Regions from separate parts of the Homo sapiens genome. Here region 2 is linked to region 1. Evidence: read pairs that join two places in POLR2A ChIA-PET (ENCODE). Cell type or tissue: OCI-LY7. All regions are shown on one strand.

The links. ChIA-PET counts read pairs that join two places held together with the same protein. Peaks named below come from ENCODE experiments on the same cell type or tissue, not always from the same donor. Only the 100,000 strongest peaks of a DNase experiment are listed, where the experiment ranks them.
Region 2: POLR2A ChIA-PET joins it to region 1 with 5 read pairs; 24 of 35 experiments call an interaction of 5 or more read pairs at or near these places.

The regions. Positions count from the first base shown.
Region 1 is chr5:138,564,844-138,568,843 of GRCh38, reverse strand. HSPA9 (heat shock protein family A (Hsp70) member 9) reads left to right here. Exons shown (of 17, transcript NM_004134.7): 6 at 1,122-1,195; 7 at 1,283-1,389; 8 at 1,681-1,843; 9 at 2,126-2,218. Among named protein-coding and RNA genes, the nearest start is that of SNORD63, 5.7 kb to the right of the region's middle. In OCI-LY7, a CTCF peak has its summit at 112 (motif pointing right); no DNase peak of the experiment used is centred here.
Region 2 is chr5:138,457,188-138,461,187 of GRCh38, reverse strand. No RefSeq gene overlaps it. Among named protein-coding and RNA genes, the nearest start is that of EGR1, 6.3 kb to the left of the region's middle. RefSeq lists an enhancer at 1,891-1,990 and a cis regulatory region at 2,660-2,826. In OCI-LY7, no CTCF peak of the experiment used is centred here; a DNase peak (open chromatin) is centred at 1,697.

The sequences.
Region 1 (4,000 bases):
CTGTAGATGAATCTGTGGTCCCTTTTGTATAGAAAAACTAGGAATGGCAAAACTGTGTTATACTTCATGCTTTCCCTGCAGATTGAATTAATCTTCAAATCTCACTAATGGTGGCTGGCTTGTTTCTTTTTTTCCAGTAGGGGGTAATGTTCTATATTGAAAGCCACAAGACTACACATTAAGCTTTTGTCCCTGTTAGGTATAAATTAGAACTTCCTATTTGAAGTGGCTGTTGTAAGTCTAAAGGTCATTGTAGTTTAGTGAACCTTCACTAAAATGTTGAAAGAGTGATCTTAGGGGTTTCTGTTTTTTGGGGTTTTTTTGTTGTTGTTTTTTGAGACAGAGTTTCACTCTTGTTGCCCAGGCTGGAGTGCAGTGGCACAATCTCGGCTCACCAAAGCCTCCGCCTCCCGGGTTCAAGCGATTATCCTGCCCTCTCCCTCCCCCCCAACGTAGCTGGGATTACAGGCATGCGCCATCATGCCTAGCCACTTTTGTGTTTTTAGTAAAGAGATGGGGGTTTCTTCATGTTGGTCAGGCTGGTCTCCAACTCCCGACAAATCAGGTGATTCATCCGCCTCAGCCTCTCAGAGTGCTGGGATTACAGGCATGAGCCACCGTGCCTGGCCGGCCGATCTTGGGTTTGTTTGTTTGTTTTGAGACAAGAGTCTCGCTCTGTCGCCCAAGCTAGAGTGCAGTGGTGCGATCTTGTCTCACTGCAACCTCCGCCTCCCAGGTTCAAACAATTCTCCCGCCTCAGCCTCCTGAGTAGCTGAAATGACAGGCATGCGCCACCATGCCTGAATAATTTTGTATTTTTAGTAGAGATGGGGTTTCTCCATATTGGTTAGGCTGGTCTCAAAACTCTCAACCTTAGGTGATCTGCCCGCCTCAGCCTCCCAAAGTGCTGGGATTACGAGTGTGAGCCACCGTGCCCGGCCTGATCTTGGGTTTTTAACCAGTGTATTTACTTGGAGTGTTTCCTGCAAGGACATATTAGGTCACTTACCAAAAGACTGAAGAATGTTGTCTGTGGCTGCAAAAGGATGACACAGGTTGTTGGGCTATATTAATAATTCTGTTCTGACAGAATTCCATGATTGAATTTCATTCTTTTCCAGAAAATTACTTGGGGCACACAGCAAAAAATGCTGTGATCACAGTCCCAGCTTATTTCAATGACTCGCAGAGACAGGTGAGGTCAATTAGCATTCTTATTCACAAAAAGTAAGGTGCCTGGGATGGAAGGGTACAAAAATGTTTTTCTCTTTGTTTTCTCTAGGCCACTAAAGATGCTGGCCAGATATCTGGACTGAATGTGCTTCGGGTGATTAATGAGCCCACAGCTGCTGCTCTTGCCTATGGTCTAGACAAATCAGAAGACAAAGTGTAAGTTTGTGCAGTAAATTTCTCACCTGGATGTGTGAAACTAAAGTGTCACTTAATTTTTTAGTAATTGAGCCTTTTACAGTGCTTTTACTGATTTTAAGTCTGTATTGTCTTTGTTTTTTCATTTCAAAACCATTCTTTTCTTTTCTTTTGGGCCATGGTAATTTAACTAGTACATATCTCAGGGAAATAGCTTAGATTATCTGTATTTGGTTATTGAAATTTATATCCTGGTGATAGGTTTTGTTCTTAAGGATTTCTTTTCTTTTTTTTTTCACAAATCATTTACAGCATTGCTGTATATGATTTAGGTGGTGGAACTTTTGATATTTCTATCCTGGAAATTCAGAAAGGAGTATTTGAGGTGAAATCCACAAATGGGGATACCTTCTTAGGTGGGGAAGACTTTGACCAGGCCTTGCTACGGCACATTGTGAAGGAGTTCAAGAGAGAGGTGAGTTACCAATGTGGTTAATATGTAGACGTTGGGATATTGAGAAATTCTTTGTTCAGATTGCTCTTTGCTTTGTTTACGAGTTCAGTTCAACCCCCTTATTCTAGACACAGATACTCTTTTCAGAATATTTTTTTTCCCTACACATTAAGGGTAATAAAAAGTAATTCATGCTTATATATAAAGGTATGACTCCATTTTGTGTTGTTCCACCTTATTACTGCAGTTTATTTATCACCTCACTAATGCTGGTGTTTGGTGTTCAATGTCTTCACTTTATAGACAGGGGTTGATTTGACTAAAGACAACATGGCACTTCAGAGGGTACGGGAAGCTGCTGAAAAGGCTAAATGTGAACTCTCCTCATCTGTGCAGGTGAGACACGGAAAATTCGAGCAGTCTTGATGGATATTTTCAGCCGGAGCTTATTTAAAATAAATAGTATTTTCTAATTGGCCTAATGTCAGTTGAGTTTTTTTTGTTTGTTTGTTTTTTCAGTTTTCTGGTTTCTAGAGACCTTTGCCATGAGCACAGGGACAGTAAGGTCTTTAGTTTCTTTATGAGCTGAAATTTTTTTAGCCACTCAAATCAGTTACATATACTGGAGCTAAATAATGTGTGAATGATGTGCTGGGTGTACTTGTTTGCCTTTCAGTTAAAGACATTTATTTTAAAACCTGCTCTGGCAGTGTTTAAAACTAGAATTACTAGCTTGGAAAAACTGCTGTCTTAACTGACAATATTAAATAACCTCTCTCCTTGTGAATTGGAGAGTCTCTGAGTGTCTTTTTTTTTTTTTTTTTTTTTTTTTTGAGACAGAGTTTTGCTCCTGTTGCCCAGGCTACAGTGCAATGGCGTGATCTTGGCTCACCGCAACCTCTGCCTCCTGGGTTCAAGTGATTTCTCCTGCCTCGACCTCCCAAGTAGCTGGGATTACAGGTGTGCACCACCATGCCTGGCTAATTTTTGTATTTATAGTACAGACAGGGTTCTGCCATGTTGGCCAGGTTGGTCCTTGGACTCCTGACCTCAGGTGATTGACCTGCCTCGGCCTCCCAAAGTGCTGGGATAATGGGCGTGAGCCACTGAGCCCGGCTAATTGTCTCTCACTTAATAATTTGAAAAATTAGCTGGTCATAGTCTATACAACTGTGGTCCCAGCCACTCCAGAGGCTAAGAGGATTGTTTGAGCCCAGGAGGTTGAGGCTGCAGTGAGCCGTGATCACACCATTTCACTCCAGCCTGGGTGACAAATGAGACCCTGTGTCAAAAAATGACAATAATTTGAATCACCAGTCTAGAAAAAGAGCTGAAGCTTGTGCAAGTTTCCGTCTGTGAGCATCAGATTTACACAGCCTCTTTGTCAGTTTGGTTAGCTCCAGTTCTGAGAGGTGAAACTTGTCTTCACCACCAAGAATAGAATTATATAAACCATTTTAGATCTGTGTTAGAGACCCATGAAGATAGAAAGCAGCAGATCTATTTCCGGTGTCTTGGGTGACAGCAGGAAAAGCAGAGCGGTGACACCTTTATTTTGATCACCCACAAGGGAAGAGGTATTTATGATGGTTGTCACTGTGGTTGCTGCTAATGAACCTTCCCCTCAAACCTGGATTTTTTTTTTTAAGTGGCTGTGAGGAGTGACATAGTTATACACACGCATCCATGGTCTTGCTGATGTTACTTTGCCCCTGCTATCATGGAGTGGCAGAACATTGCAACGTTGGTTAGGGTTGAGGTTGAAATACCTGGCACTGCCAGAAGATAATTCTTCCCAGGGATTTGACATTTGGGGTAGGGGATGCGAGGTGTTGGAAGAGATTGGTTGGTTTTAATTAGTGTGGCTGCATCCTATTGATAGACATTTTGATTGTTTTCCAGTGTTTATTATAGCAAGATGTATTGAGCATCCTTACACATTCAGTTTTGCATAGGTGATTTTAAATCTATAGAATAAATTCTTAGCGTTTATTACCCTCATGCAGATTATATTGTGGTTTGGAAAGATGGACATTAATTAGAACAGATTAGTAAACGTTAAACTAGAAGTGATACAAAGTAAAGGTTAAGGGTGGTTCTGCAAGCATTCTGCTGGGGTTCAAGTCCCCCTTGTATTGCTTATTAATTGGTGATCTTGGATGAATTAACATTACTGTT
Region 2 (4,000 bases), 110 kb after region 1:
ACTGCAGTCAAGGTTTGGGAATAAGATCCATGGCATAGGCCTTTGCCTCTAAGGATCTTACAGCTGGGTAGAAGAGAGCCTGGATTCTATGTTACAAGAGAATAAAGAATAGAAAGGAAGCAGCCCTGTTAGCCAGCAAAACTCAGTGACACTAAGGGACATAGGAGATAAGAGAAGGGAGAGATTCCAGGAGGCTGGGAGACGGTCAGGGACAATGAAGAGATTTTGGAGGAGAAGGAACGTGAGAAGGCCCAAACTTTGTGGTGGGGAAGTGAGAAGCTGTTTCAGGCCAGGCTTGGGGGTGGGTTGGCCAGGAGCGCCCATGTGTGGTCTGTCTGGGGAAAATGAGGCTGGAAGGGGACGAAATGGGCTAGAGTAGAGAGATTTCCTCTTGGGAAGTAGCAGAAGGTAAAGTTAAATAAAACATTCATTCTTTTGAAAAGGTTTATTGCCCACTGTGTGTATTGGGTGCAGTGCTGAGTCTTAGAGATTCTGCAGTGAGGCTTTGCTCTCATGGAAAATACCATTTAGTGGGATAGACAGAAATAAACAGTTATGCAAATAAAAAGGATAATTTCAGATCATGGTGAGTGTGGCTGATATACTAGGAAGGTGAGGGAAAGGCATATTGGAGGAGGTGGCATTTATGCAGCGATAAAAGATAAAAAAGAGGAGAGGAAACTGACTGCATAGAGGGGTGTGGTGGGGAGAGCATTGCAGGCAGAGGGCCAGCCTTGCAAAGGCCTCAGGAGGGAAGGGAGTCTGGCTGTGATCTTTCTGGGGCCTCAGGTGAAGGTGTGGACAGCAAGAATTGTGCAGAGCCAAATGTACCAGTCCACCCCCTCTCTCCCTTGTTCTGTCCTCACAGCTCATAGAGAGGAGAAGGTGGCCCTTCCCAACCCTGCCCAGCCCCTGTGGTGTGAGCCCCTGGAAGGCAGCTTCCACCTAGGAACGGTGGGAGGAGCTGAGCTCAGAACCGTGCATGCTGCCCAGGCCTTAGCCTGTCATGAAAAGGGCTGAAAGTCACCTCCCTAGATAGGGTTATGCCGCTGACCTGGCTTCTCAGTCACAAGGCTGGGGCATCTGAGCCACCTCACTCCCCTCTGGTCTTATATTTTGGCCAATGGCACACTTCTGTTTGCTGTCATTGGGGGGACAGGAAAGGGAGGAGATGGTGAAAAAATTGGCCCCTCCCGAGGAGCCAAATCTCAGTTGGGGCTAGTGAGCACCCCACTTGTGACCAACAGCCCAGATGAAACAACCAGCCTGGGGCCTGCAGGAAACCATGTTGGAGGTAAGGAAGGCTCCGAGTCACTCTGCACCCTGGTCTAGGGGCCTACTGGGCCTCAAGGGTGCTTAGGGATGACCTGGGGCTCTCAGACCTTTCTGGCCAAGTGACTGATACCAGAAGCCGGGGAAAAGGTAAGAGGCCCTCAGCTGATATCTGCACTTAGACCTTTCCTTGCAAACAGGAGAGGAGGAAGAGGCAGAGGGGAGAGAGAATTGAGCTTGCCCAAGGCCGCTGAGGCTCCAGGAGAAAGCCAGTGGAACCATCCCATCTCCAACACTCGACCCAGGGCTGAGCCGGCTGCAGCTCTCAGAGGAAAACAAGCCCCTTTTTCCATTGCTGCTTCCTCCTCCCCAGCCCTGGGCTACGTCAGCACCCAAGTGCACTGTTCAGGCCGTGGTTTGCACGTGGCCAGCCCGGGCCTCAGGAAGTGACTCTCTTGGGGTTTGTCTGGGGCACCTGTCACACTTTCCGACTGACTTTCCAGCCGAAGGCTGATGGGCTTTGAATGGGTCTGGGGCAGTTCTGCTCCTACCCCAGGGAGGGCTTTGAGGGGTGAGAAGAAACCTGAGGAGGCCAGGCATGAGATGGGACAGAAGGTGCCCTGAGGGGGTGGGTGAGAGGGGGCAGCATGAGGAAGACAAGGGAGAGAGAGGGAGGATCGTCCTGGAGTGCTGAAGTGTGAGCCGTCTCATCTACTCACTCAAGATGCCAGAGGACAGCCCTGGGTCTCAAGCTAGGTGAAGGGCCGTGCAGTGTGATGCTGAGGTCTGAGGCGCAGGGCGTCTGAAGAGGGTGCCTGGCGTGCTCTGGACGGGATCTAGGGGTTGCAGGGAAGAGATCACAGAGGATTGAGCCCCTGGTGACGGGGATGGGGGGTTCCTGCCTGGGAGAGTTGGGGTCTGGGCTCCTCTCCCCAGAGGCTGCCTGGGGAGTGATGCACCAGGCAGAGTCAGGTTAGGCCTACAATGGAAGACCTTGGGGCATCAGCACTTGGGAGGGGCACAGTCTGTACTCGGGGGCAGGGGTCTGTAAAGGGAAGAAGGAGTGGGTGGAAGTGGGTCTTCTCTGTCCCGCAGTGCCCTGCAGATGCAGAACAAGGCTGCTGCCCTTGGACATCCGTCCCTCTGCTCTGTGCTGGCCAGTCTCTCTCCCAGGCCTGAGGCTGGCAGGACCCTGGGCTCAGAGGACAATCCAGCCTCTGGTGGTTTCTTTGCTCCCCCTACCCCCAGCTGAGTGTGCAGTAAAGCCAGCCGGCTGCAGAAATCTCTGGAAGCTCGTTGGGCAGGAGAGGGAGGGGAGCATTACATAAGAGCCCACTGATGTGCAGGAAGTCGAGAGCAGCCTTTAGATTAGAAAGGCAGCGTTTCCACCCAGCCCAGAAAGGCAGGAATAGCAACGGCGGTTATTTCTGGCCCCTCACCACCGCCCAGCGCCGGGGCTGCTCAGCTTCTTGGTGGGTGAGCTTGGGTCCTGCAGGCCTTGGTGCGGGGGATGGGGAGGGAGGGGGCAGGCAGCCCCTGGGGTCACCCCACTCTGGCACCGGCTTCACCCCCAACTTCCACTCCAACAAACACCAGGATGCAGGAAAAACAGCAATAATATCTATTCTGCTTGCTTCCACTGATTTTCCTTAATCTCTGGATACATTCTCTATCTCCACCCTCACCCCAATACACGTTAACCATGTGACAGGCTCTGTGCTAAACACTTGATGGGCATTTGTCCTCACAGTGCCTTATGAGGCAGGTGCCATCCTCACCCCCATCTCACTGATGAGGAAACGTACTCAAAGAGGGCAGGCGATTTGCTCCAGGGCACAGAGCTGCCCACTGGTGGAGCCAGGATTCCAATGCAGACAGCCTGGCTTCAGAGCCCTCCGGCTGAACCCCAGCTCCTACCAAGAACTCTTCTGTGGGACCCCGGAATGAATCAGATGAAGCTTTCACTTTCACCCTGCAGGGTTCTTGAGTCAAGTCCAGTAGGGGAGACAGACATAGGAACGGGTCACTTAAATTCATCCATTCAACAAGTATTTATCAAACATCATTTCTGCTCTAGGCATTAAAGATGCAAAGAGTGGTAAGGAGGGTCCCCCTCTTTGGCAGCTCACAGCCCAGTGGGGGAGACAGACGTTAAGAAGCACTTGGAGCAGTGTGACACACGCTGTCATGGGGGAAGCACAGCGAATGCGGGGGCCCTGATCCAGCTCCCACCCCCTGAAGTGCTTCCCAGGCAGTCAGACAGCCAACTTGTCATTTAAAAAATCATCGCAGGAGGCTGTGGGGGGCACAGGGAGGTCAGATGGTGAGACCGGCAGGCACCCATGCAATGGTCCAGGAGAGAGGGTGGGGTCTGGATGCATCAGCACCGGCTATCACAGGGGCTCCTGCAGGGGCCTCCTAGGTAGAGACAGAAAGACAGCCAGAAAAGCTGACACCCACACCGACTGACAAGCTGCCCAGCCCAAAGGAGCATCCATCTCCCCGGGTACAGTGGCAGCAGGGTGGTTGGGAGGCTGATGGAAGGGCCCTGTCATTCTTCCTTCCTCCAACCATCTTCCTATCAACTCCCTCCATATGGGAACCCTGTTTTAAGCCAAAGTCAACATGCGTGAGTGAGAAGGAAGCTGGCGCCCAGCACAGGAGAGAGAGAGCGCTTCCATCCACGATCATGCTGACAAATAGCCATAAGGGCAGGAGGGTCTGCTCC